2 separate regions of the Homo sapiens genome follow, and region 2 is linked to region 1. The links are chromatin contacts, found by Hi-C in ENCODE. All regions are on one chromosome and are shown on one strand. The core of a region is the stretch at or near the end of the contact, and the rest is flanking DNA. Distances in the headings are between cores, read along the strand shown.

The links. Hi-C counts contacts between places; a loop is a spot of excess contacts on that map.
Region 2: a loop to region 1 is called in a map of Caco-2, with 7 times the contacts of the local background. The contact joins the promoter of SPTA1 here to the promoter of OR10K1 in region 1. A Hi-C loop is called at or near these places in 1 of 168 maps with a recorded cell type or tissue (Caco-2).

Annotation. Positions count from the first base shown.
Region 1 is chr1:158,459,260-158,465,167 of GRCh38, forward strand. It overlaps OR10K1 (olfactory receptor family 10 subfamily K member 1), which reads left to right and starts at 2,575. Exons shown (of 2, transcript NM_001004473.2): 1 at 2,575-2,645. LOC107985212 (a long non-coding RNA gene) reads right to left here and starts at 3,512. Exons shown (of 2, transcript XR_001738256.3): 1 at 2,912-3,512; 2 at 328-2,491.
Region 2 is chr1:158,685,443-158,691,973 of GRCh38, forward strand. SPTA1 (spectrin alpha, erythrocytic 1) reads right to left here and starts at 1,273. Exons shown (of 52, transcript NM_003126.4): 1 at 1,052-1,273. The coding sequence starts at 1,075. RefSeq lists a silencer at 3,120-3,334 and cis regulatory regions at 3,694-3,991, 6,489-6,531.

The sequences.
Region 1 (5,908 bases), core at 1,325-3,824:
AATTTAAAATAATAGGTTTGATAGAGAAAATAGAGGCTTATGTATGTATTGGAAGATTAGGAGAATAAATGTCAGGAAAGCTGCTCTTGATTTTCCGAATTGCAAGGATCACAGGAAGCCCTCACAGATGATCTTGGCTGCTTCAGTACTGATGGATGATTCTCAGAAAATCTGAACGTGAAGGGCTAAAGTCCACATCTATCATCTGATAAGTGCTGGCATATCACCCTGCCCCAAACAACTGGCTTCCCCCTTCTGCATCCACATATTTCATGAATGCTCCTTTTTTGTAAAACCCTTTTGGCAAGGTGATATGGAAAACAGACATCAGGATTTCCAGAATTTTTATTCCTACATTGTGGTACAGAGAACTTAGAAGTGTAAGTATGATACTAAATATCAGTAAAATATAGTCAGCACAGGTTTCCCTTTTAGATATTCACCATCCATACACATCCTTCTGTTGATGTTTAAATTTCCAAACAGTAATAACGAATATAACGAAAATACATCTCACATAAAGAGGTACCCACATTTATCTCTAAAAATGAAACAATAAATTATTTGATAGCCTTTTCTTTGTAGATGGAATTATAATGTTTTGTAACATCAACACACCTTATATATACTGGTAGGTTAAGACAAGATGGGAAAATGATCAACATACACATATATACATAATAAAGCAAGCAGTAAAATAAAACAGCTACTGCAATCCTTGTTTCTGTAAGTAAACATGACTATCACTGATGCTTATGACTTTTTAAAATGTCACCTGTTTATATTCTTTTGAACTCACCTAATACCCCAACATTTCTGAAGGGCTTGAACTATTAGTGACTGCCTAAATTAGGTTGTTTTAGTCTTCTATTAAATTTTGCCTTTATATATGAAGTAATAAAAAATGCCCTAGAACATCTAGATTCTAGACATACTATTTTCTGCCTTGGTAGTGTAGCGGCAACACCCTATTTTTCGTTAAAAAACAGGATTCATTTCTGTCTGTAGATTACTGGTACAGAAGGACAAAGTAGACTGAAGTGGCCAAGGGGCCATCTCAATCACCATTTTTGTGTTTTCTGGTGGAAGTAACACTCCTTTGTGAAATAACACTTCTAATCCACAAAGCTCAAACTTATGCATATAAGTCATTAGGAGTAATAACAGAAGGATTCATTTCATCTCCCCTTAAACGTCGGTTCTCAGACTTATACATTCTTGTTAGTAGAGAATGAACACAATCCTTTGGCTGCTGGTTCAGAGTATATTCTGCTTTGGGCAGACACATGGGGCTGTACTAGGTATTGGCACAGAGCCAGTGCAGTAACTGAGCCTCAAGTAAACCGTTTCATATTCCACCAGGTCACCTCCTTCTGAGCGGTGGAATACACAGAGGCTTCCCAGTATTATTTAGTACATAATTATAATTCTCTCACTGACTTGTGAGGTCACTTCTGCCAAAGACCAAGTTCTCAAATACACATACATTAATTTCTGAGCTCTCCTTTCTGTCTCTATACTACTTATTTCTTCTTGCACCAATAGCATGCTCTTTTTTATTACTAAAGCATAGTTTTTTTTTACTAGGAAGAGTGAGGGCCTATATTACTTGCCCTTTACAAAATTGTTTTATAATTTCATGAAAATTTTGGAAATCTGATTGTCAGGGTGACTTCAAAATTTATGCATGGATTTGGGTTGGAATTATATTGGCTTTATAGATTAGCTTGAACAAAATTCACAACTCTATATTATTTTGTCATTCTGGTAAAATGCATTAATAAGATAACACACTGTTTGATGACAGAGCTCAACTAGATTTAGTATACTTACTAAAATTTTAGGTTTTTGCAAAACATCTCAATGTTCTTAATTAGAGTTTCTAGGGGCAGCGCCCTGGAAAACATCATTCAACCCTCTTTTGATTCTTAGAAACACTGAAGTTGAGTGTCATTGGACAAATACATCAGTCTTCTGATTAAAATTCAGTAAAAATTTTCCACTTGGTCTGTTGCATTACAGTCTTAATTGTGGTGGGCTCTCCTTCAGAATCCATCACAACTTTCAAATGGACTCAACTTTCAAAGCATACATGGGCTAATTATGCTCATGACTTCAACTCCCCAGGCTCCTCAACTGAGGCCACCTTTGAGAAACTGGTGACATTATTTTTTCCAAAATGAACTTGACTCCTAATTAACCCCAAGACAACAGCTCCAGTGCAGTAGATCTAACCTCAGGAGTCCAGTGTTTACAGTACATGCTTCTAATAACCACATCCCACGTTGGTCATCAGAACTTCTGAAGATGGTGACTTATCTGGAGAAGCTGGGAGTCCTGATAGATGGAGGAGGCTAGCTCTGTTGATTCAGATGAGAGTTTCTATCTCAAGGCAGCTTCCCTCTCATTTGCTGTTATTTCCTCAGGCTCTGATTTGTGGCAGTGGTGCTACTTGTCAGGAGACTGCCAAATACTGAATAGCTGCTTCTCTCTAAATTAGAAGGGAGAGAGCAATGTAAGTACTTACCGAGCAGTGGGAACATTGACCTAGCTTGGGGATTTGTGGGGACTGGACTTGAATGATGGGTAGTGTTTGAGAAAGCCTCTTTCTGTGCCTCCCATGGAGATCAGTGATGGCATTTCTGGTAAGTAGCAGAGTTAAAAAGGAGAATCAGAGGCTACCTTTCACTGAACTTACTAAGAGTGACTGGGAATGGCCTTTATAATTCTCAGAATTTGGCTGGGTGTAGTGGCTCACCCCTGCAATCCCAACACTTTGAGAGGACAAGATGGGTGAATCACCTGAGGTCAGGAGTTTGAGACCAACCTGGCCAACATGATGAAACCCCGTCTCTACTAAAAATAAAAAAATTAGCCAGGCATGGTTGCGTGCACCTGTAATCCCAGCTACCTGGGAGGCTGAGGCAGGAGAATTTCTTGAACCTGGGAGGCAGAAGTTGCAGTGAGCCGAGACCGTGCCATTGCATTCCAGCCTGGGAAACAGAGTGAGACTCCTTCTGAAAAAAAAAAAAAAATTATCTGAATTGTTCTTGAAGATCATATTGGGTCATTCTTACTCATAGCTAGATTTTATTTTCTTTTTTCTTTTCCTTCCTTCCTTCCTTTCTTCCTTACTTCCTTCCTCCCTTCCTTCTTTCCTTCCTTCCTTCCTCCTCTACTTCTCTTTTTTGTTCATTGGTGGATTCATGGATTAAATGAAACAGATACTCCACTTGTCTCTCATCTCTCACTCTTCTACTTCTGTTTCTGCTGTGTACTCCTGGATGTATAATTTTAGGTATAATTGAAATCTAGTACTTAAACTCCATTTTAATATGGCAATCTGGAGAAATTAAAGATTTTTATTTGTATCTAAGAAGTTAAAATTTCACTCCTTTATTATCTGAAGCTGCTTACATAATTTCTCTCAGCTAACTGATTGATGTTTTCCTTAAAATAAATATTTATATTTCTTAAAAGTTTTACACGTGAAAACTCTGTAGATTGCCTTCTTTTGGGGGAACCCAGCACCCTCAAGTACTTTGTTTCTATTTAAATCCAGATTACATAAAATCCCAGTGGAGCATCTGAGGAATTAGAAAAATAAAACACTGAAGTAGCATCTCCAAGGATCATAGCCTGAATTCTATTCATACGTTCTAAAATATCACAATTAAGGGGATTTTGAGATCATCTAACTAGAGAGTCTTTGATTCTCTGAGCAAGAAAGGCTCCTAGGGGTCATAGTACTCCGATACTATCTTAGTCAAAATTCCTCTGTAAAATGTTCAGGGATCCTCTGCTTCAGTGCCTTCCACATATCCCAACAGTTTATTCCATTACTGTTTATGCTATCCCTTTAATTAAAAAAAAAACTAAATATTGAAGGTATATACTTCATCTAAAGTCACAGAAGACTAGACCTGAAACCTAAATCTTTTCACATCACCCTAAAGATCTTTCATCTTCATTTTACAGCTTGAACGTATTTTGTAGGATGAGAATTTTTATTTTCCTGGTCTTAAGTCTTTCTATCAGTACAGATGACAACACACTATGGTGGTCCCTAATGGCATCTTGAGCAGATGGGGGCTGCCTTCTCAGATGCACCATGGAGCTGAATCCATAGATCATAAAAAGGCAATTATATCGATCACATGATTCATTTAGGCTATGGATTTATATTAATACTATGTAAAAATCCACTGGACTAGAATCAGCTGTCCTCATGTGCCTGAGCAAAAAATAATCCAAACAATTCTCTTTGGTATCAGTTAGATACAGGTACTCCTTCAGAATCAGAGAATTCCAGCTTCCATGGTTTACATTATTCATCATATTCAGTCAAGTGAGGGCCTAGTGGCGGTTAAAGGTTGATTAGTTGAAAGAAGATTCAAATGAAAGTCTTTTGGGAAAGCAATGAGGCAAGGCTAAGCAATGACCATAAGTTTAGATTTCCTCATTGTTTTGAATAGACAGGAAATCATTTGTCCAGAAGGAGGTATTATGTAGGGAAACTTTTACCTTTCTGTATATAAAAACATATAACTAATACACACACACTCATACACAAATATCAATGGAGGTATACATTGTGTTTACTTTTTCTATGTTTATGTACAATAGTAATATCTTTATAGTTATACTAACGTTATTAAAATAAGTAATTATATTAACTAAGTTTAGGACCAGTTTCTAGTAAGTAAGAAAGAAAAAAAATCATCTCCAAATTCTATGAATAGATATAATGAATTTCAAGAATGCCTGATGAATTAACTTAGGATTCAGGAAACAAAAAAAGTTGCTATTGAATAGAAAAATGGAAAAGTAACAGCAACAAAATTCTGGTAGCAGATGCCAATAATTTCCCAAGACAAAATGATGTAGTAACTTCAGAAGTATATAAATGAAGACTGGATACCAGCAAGACATACTGGATGATTTTGTATCCAGATAGTGCTTTTTTTACTTATTAGGTTGGGTTATTGAAAAATGTTCCAGTGAAAAAAATTAGGCCTAAGATGATTTTAGAAATAATTTGTAATGGCAGTTTGCAAAATATTTTTAGTGGCAGAATGTTCAAAAGAAATCTTATTAACATAACAACATACAAAAGATACAAAGCCTATGGTTTACAGCAGGAGAGGGGAAACTGGCAAAATTCCCAAGTGTGCCATTCTCTCTCACACTCTGTAGCAAGCTCTGTCATTTCTACAAAACTCTTATTTCTCTGAGTTTCTCCAAGTTAGCTCAGCATGGAAAAGTGAAGTGTGTTACAAAATGCCACAAAGTCAGTCATCTCTCTTTACCACCCTGGTGACTATTCTCTTCCTGAAAGAAGAATTTTTTTCTTTATACTAATGCACTAATGTTATTTATTTTTATTTTATTTTATTTATTTATTTTTGAGACAGATTCTCACTGTGTCACCCAGTCTGGAGTGCAGAGGCACAATCTTGGCTCACTGCAACCTCCGCCTCCCGGGCTCAAGTGAATCTCATGCCTCAGCCTCCCGAGTAGCTGGGATTACAGGTGTGTGCTGCCATACCTGGCTAATTTTTGTACTTTTAGTAAAGACCAGGTTTTGCCATGTTGCCGAGGCTGGTCTTGAACCCCTGGCCTCAAGCAATCCACCCACCTTGGCTTCTCAAAGTGCTGGGATTACAGGTGTGAGCCACCACATCTGGCTAATGTTATTTTTTGTTTCACTGTTGACTCAATGTTTCAACTTGTGGAACTTCCAATAGTATTTCTTATTGTTCCCTTGGAGATATAAAAAGTTCCCAGTAAATAGATGTGTGCTCACATCTTTACTTAGAGACCATGGAATACTTTATCTCCTTTCTCATTTCATGGTTGGATAAACTGAAGTCCACATGATTATGTCTGAATATTATTCATTCTTTCG
Region 2 (6,531 bases), core at 23-2,522, 220 kb after region 1:
ATATTCAGATATCCTGAAGTTTCTAGGGACTATTGTCAGAAGAGCTGTAGTATATTTACGTAATTTTTAACCAGACATAGCTTCTGTTTAGGTTAAAAATTCTTGATTATCCAGAAGACTCTCCTCACTTTTTACATAAATTTGTGCTAGCATTTAAGTTCTATAGATATAATTATATTGGACTGATCATGGAGCAAGTTTAAATCAGCAAAATCACATAATTTCAGATAGATAAAAAGAAATATAATGTTATTGCTTTCAAGGGCTAAAAAGGTGTTGAGAAGTGCTTATTATTTTTAACTTAATTTAATAAATAATTAAGAATGGCTTGCAATTAATTTAGTTAATGATATATGCAACAGTTTGAAAATTTTGTTTCCTTCATACTTAAAAATAAATCTCATATATTTACTCTTTACTTGCTTTACTCACAAACACTATAAATCAAAAGTTCAGCTATCTTCTGCCCAATTGTCACAAATTTCAAATTATTAGCATGTCTGCAATTTATTTTTGAAATATAAAAACTTTTACTCTAAAACAATATATAAGTATCCTTTTCCCAGAGTGGGAGCCAACCTGTTTGTGACAATATCCAGCAAAATCACCATAGGGTTCACCTTCATTCTTCTGGATATGGATACCATTTTCCCTAGCTTACCTCAGCCAAAATGTTTAATATAGAGTTTAAATTTTAATCTCCCATTATTCCTCCTAAGTATAATTGCTACTCTGTGAATTGCCATTACTGGCATGGCTATAGAATTAGATCATTACATGGAGACTCACGTTGTTACTAGGTGTTATTTAGCTTCAATCTCCCTACTTATTCTCTCTGGGAACCGACTTAAGTCATTACTGGGTCTTGGTGCTGCACAGACATAAGCTCAAGGTTATTGTTCACAAAAAATAGTTAAAAGTAAAATTATCTATTTGTTAAAAGCCAAATAATTATTAATGTTCCTGGGAAAGATAGTATAGAAAGTTTAAAGGAAACATCTTTCCTAATAATATTAATGACAAATTGCATGGAAGAGAAATATGTACTTACGGTTTCCTTTGGAAATTGCTCCATTTTTCCTAAAGGTTTAGAACCTGGCAAGATAAAATGTGTCAGAGAGAGAGAGAGAGAGAAATAATTCAAATGGAACTGTCCAGTCGAATTCAAATAGAAATATAGAAACGTTAAGTATGTGGGGGAAAAAAAAAAACCTCTTGCTTGGTCCTAGAATCCCATCAGCCATACACAATCGACATTATCTTTAGAAGACATACTCAGCTGAGGCAACTGCTAAGTTTTACAGATACTGGGTGACTCAGCAGTTTTGGGAGGCTCTGGCTTTCAAAGTTACTCAATAAGACTTAAAAAATGAAAGTAAGGTTTTTGGATGAAAAATTAGAAAAAAAACCCCATATATTTATAGGAAATACAGCTCAACAACTTCATCCAACTCAACTGCAGATTTTTCACAGTCTTTAAGTCAACGAATTATCCTGGCTTTTTCTAGAGAGTCTTTCACAAAATAAGATTTTATTCCTAACCTCAACAATTTGGTCTTTAAAAATCTGATTTAGTTGTACTCTTAATCATTTAAATGGAAGGAACAAAAAAAGTTATATGATGTGTTCATTAATATTTTGTAAAACAAAAATTAGGATACCTTATTTGACAAACCAATGATGTCACAAAAAAGTTGAAAATATGGCTGACTTCTGATATATATGGTATAAATCATCCTACTGTATGTATTAATTTTAATGGAGAACAAAAAGAGGTAGACTTTTTCCATAGGCATAGTTATTTTAGACTAACTTACAAAAATGAAACAAACAAGCAAAAAGAAAATAGTGGGATGCTCTTAGACCTTTCTACAAGCCAGTGGGGCTATCCATGCCAAACTTCATTCCAGTGTAAATGCAGCTTGAATAATCTAACTTCCATGATCTACAAGAGAAGATTTTGATTCTACATTTGTGGTTTCCCCTGTTCTTGGATCTCACATAGAAAAACTGAGAGTCCTTTACATTCTCTTCTTGAAAGTCTGGATTACTTTACTTTTCCATATAGTTTCATTATATTCAAGTCAAATTTAGTAGTAAAGGCAGGAACATAATTTTAGAGACTGCACTATAACACATGCACTGAGGAATATTTGTCTGAAGTTGGGATAAGGAGAGGAAATTATTTTATCTTTAAGAGAAAAGAATCAACATCTATGAAATATTTATATATTAACATGATCAATTTACATTAATTTCTAATCTTTAAAAATTCTGTGAGGCAGGTATTATCATACCCGTCTTTATGTGAGAAAACAGTCCCTAAAAAACAAAGTTTCATTCTATGGTGATTTGGTTTGAAAGTATTTAAATAGTCAAATCCATATCAATATGATTATCATGGCACTCTGCTCCTTATTTTTTTAGTCAATCTTCTCTTAGTCCATCAACATTATTTGTTCTGTTTCCCTGTTCCAGAATCATCTTAGCAAGAATGCCAAACATGTGATAACCTTGTGACCAAAGAAATAGTATGGCCCATTGTGAATAGTGCCACAATATACATATGTGTGCATGTGTTTTTATAGTAGAATGATTTATAATCCTTTGGGTATATAGCCAGTAATGGGATTGCTGGGTCAAATGGTATTTATGGTTCTAGATCCTTGAGGAATTGCCACACTGTCTTCCACAATGGTTGAACTAACTTACACTCCCACCAACTGTGTAAAAGCATTCCTATTTCTCCACATTGTCTCCAGCATCTGCTGTTTCCTGACTTTTTAATGATCGCCATTCTAACTGGCATGAGATGGTATCTCATTGTGGTTTTGATTTGCATTTCTCTAATGACCAGTTATGATGAGCTTTTTTTCATATGTTTGCTGACTGCATAAATATCTTCTTTTGAGAAGTGTCTATTCATATCCTTTGCTCACTTTTTGATGGGGTCATTTGTTTTTTTCCTGTAAATTTGTTTAAGTTCCTTGTAGATTCTGGATATTAGCCCTTTGGAACCAACCTGAATGCCTATCAGTGAAAGACTGGATAAAGAAAATGTGGTACCTATACACTATGGAATACTATGCAGCCATAAAAAAGGATGAGTTCATGTCCTTTGCAGGGATATGGATGAAGCTGAAAACCATCATTCTCCACAAACTATCACAAGGACAGAAAACCAAACACCACATGTTTTCACTCATAAGTGGGAGTTGAACAATGAGAACACATGGACACAGGGAGGGAAACATCACACCCTGAAGCCTGTTGCGGGGGTGGTGGGATAGGGGAGGGATAGCATTAGGAGAAATACCTAATGTAGATGACGGGTTGATGGGTGCAGCAAACCACCATGGCATGTGTATACCTATGTAACAAACCTGCATGTTCTTCATATGTGTCCTAGAACTAAAGTAAAATCATCACAATAAAAAGAAAGTAAAAATGCTTACTAATTCTATAATGTTTATTTTAAAAAAAAAGAAATAGCATGGCCCAATCAGCAGAACTGATCATAAGGAAATAAAAGTGTCTTTTCAACATATGTGTTGGAAAAATTGCATATTCACATAAAAAAATGAAATTGGACCCTTATGTTATGTACAAAAATCAACTCAAATGGGATTAAAGACTTAAATTACAACCTGAAACTGTAAAACTCCTGGAAAAAAAAAAACACAAGGAAAAAGCTTTATGACTTTTATCATATATAATAAGAATTATATATTTAGTATTTTATACAGTTTTAAAAGGATGGGGATAATTTGGAGGGCTGTTGTATCTGGCCATGGTTATCACCTCAGGGAGGGTTTGTACTTTACATAGTAGTTTAATCAGCACTGAACAGCTTGCCTCAGCTGCTGCTCAGGCATCAGAGCAAAGTGATCTGTTTGGTCTTGCCAAGTACTTCTTGGATACGGTACCAGAAACAAATGCAACAAAAGCAAAAATAAACAAATTGGACTACATCAAACTAAACATCTTCTGCACAGCAAAGAAAACAATAAGCAATAAAAAAAGTTCTCTTATGGAATGGAAGAAAATATTTGCATACATCTAACAAGAGGTTAAAATCCAAAATATACAAGGAGCTTCTTCAAATCTATAACAAAAACGAAAATTAGAAAATGAGCAAAGGACTTGAACAGATGATTTTCCAAAGAAGACATACAATTGGCTAACAGGTATAAGAAAACGTGCTCAACATCACTATCAGGAAAATGCAAATCAAAGCGATACTGAGATATTATCTCACATCTGTTAGGATGGCTACTCTCAAAGGAATAGAAAAATAAGTATTGCTGAAAATATGAAGAAGTTGGAACAATTGTACACTGTTGATAGAAATGTAAAATGGTGCAGCCACTGTGGAAAACAGTGTAGCATTGCCTAAAAACGAAAAATAGACCTATCATACAATCTAGCAGTCCCACTTCTGGGTATACAGCCAAAAGAATTAAAATCAGGATTGTAAGGAGGTATTTGCACTTTTGCACTTTTATGTTTATCTCAGCACTATTAACAAAAGTCAAGAAATGGAAACAATTGAAATGTCTATGACTGATGAAAGTGGCATGTACATACAATTGAAATAATTCAGTCATAATAACAAATGGAATCCTGTCACATATGACAACATGAGTGAACCTTGATGAAATTATGCTAAGTGAAATAAGCCAGTCACAGAAGGACAAATACTGCATGATACCACTTATAGGAAGTATATAAAATAGTCCAACTCATAGAAACAGAGTAAATAGTGCTTGTCAGAGGCTGAGGGAAGGAAAAATAGGTATTAAGTAGGTATGAAGTTTTATCCATGAAAGATGATTGAATTCTAGAGCTGTGCTGTACAACACATTGTATAAGTGTTAACAATACAGTATTGTACACTTCAAAATGTGTTAAGAGGATAGATCTCATGTTGTTTCTCACCACATTAGAAAAAAAAGTGTATAAGAATCATAGTGTTTGTTTGTTTGGTTGGTTGGTTTTTGTTTTGTTTTGTTTTGTTTTGTTTTGTTTTGTTTTTTGAGTTGGAGTCTCACTCTGTTGCCCAGGCTGGAGTGCAGTGGCACGATCCCACTTCACTGCAATCTCTGCCTCTCAGGTGCAAGTGATCCTCCTGACTCAGCCCCCCTAGTAGCTGGGATTACAGGCATGCACCACCATACCCGGCTAATTTTGTATTTTTAGTAGAGACAGGGTTTCATCATGTTGGCCAGGCTGGTTTCGAACTCCTGACCTCAGGTGATCCACCTGCCTCTGCCTCCCAAAGTGCTGGGATTACAGGATTGAGCCACCGCACCTGGCCAGAATCATAGTCTTTAGAGCAAAACTGCAATATGGAAGTACACAGGAGACATTCAGGGGAAGGTTTTGACACATAAAAACTGTTGAGTTCCTTGAGTTTTCCATCATTGTAGGCAGCAGAGATTCATGTAAAGTTTGCTCTGACAGTACTCTGGCTGCTGCTCTGGCATTTAGTGACTTAAAATTCAGTCCCATCCTGCACTCAAAGTCCCTTGAAACTAACATTGATTCTCCAGTCTCTAAGCATTGTTTATGATTATTAGTGCACATAACAAGGCATGTCGCTGAGATAGAAGAAAGGGCATGATGGAAAAGTCTTATACCTTGGTGGTTTAACGCTTGGACCTCTGACTTTCTTCTTCTACTTCTACAATCTCCCAAGAATATTCATTGGCTCTGATCATATAGAGACCCTTATTTAAAAGGACTCAGGAAAAAAAAAAATGGATGGAAAATACCATGGAAGTATAAAAGGAAGTACAATCTATAAAACTGCATGCCCCAAATGCCCATCAATGATAGACTGGATAAAGAAAACGTGGCACATATATACCATGGAATACTATACAGCCATAAAAAAGAATGAGTTCATGTCCTTTGCAGGGATGTGGATGAAGCTGGGAATCATCATCCTTAGCAAACCAAAAGAAACAGAAAACCAAACACTGCATGTTCTCACTCACAAGTAGGAGTTGAACAAAGAGAATACATGGACACAGGAAGGGAAACATCACACACTGGGGCCTGTCATGGGGTGAGGGGCAAGGGGAGGGAGTGCATTAGGACAAATACCTAATGCACGCGGGGCTTAAAACCTAGATGATGGGTTGATAGGTGCAGCAAACCACCGTGGCACATGTATTCCTATGTAACAAACCTGCATGTTCTGCTCATGTATCCCATAACTTAAAGTAAAATAAATAAAATAAAATGAATAAAAACTGCATGCTATGCTATATACATTGGTGCTGAGAGTTTACAGGAGACACTAGGGTTTGTTACAGACAGATTATTTAAAGAAAAAATTGGAAAAGAGTTCTATTTTTTATTAGAGAATTACGAACTTGAGTAATAAGTAAATTTTCAAATAAAGTTAAGGGGTAAATAATCTTAGAGGACCTGAAGTGAAAAAAAAAAACAAACTTTATTTTTTGAATTGTATTATCTAAATGCTCTGGCCCATTTAGAAGTCAAAAATTAGAGAGATTTTAAAAT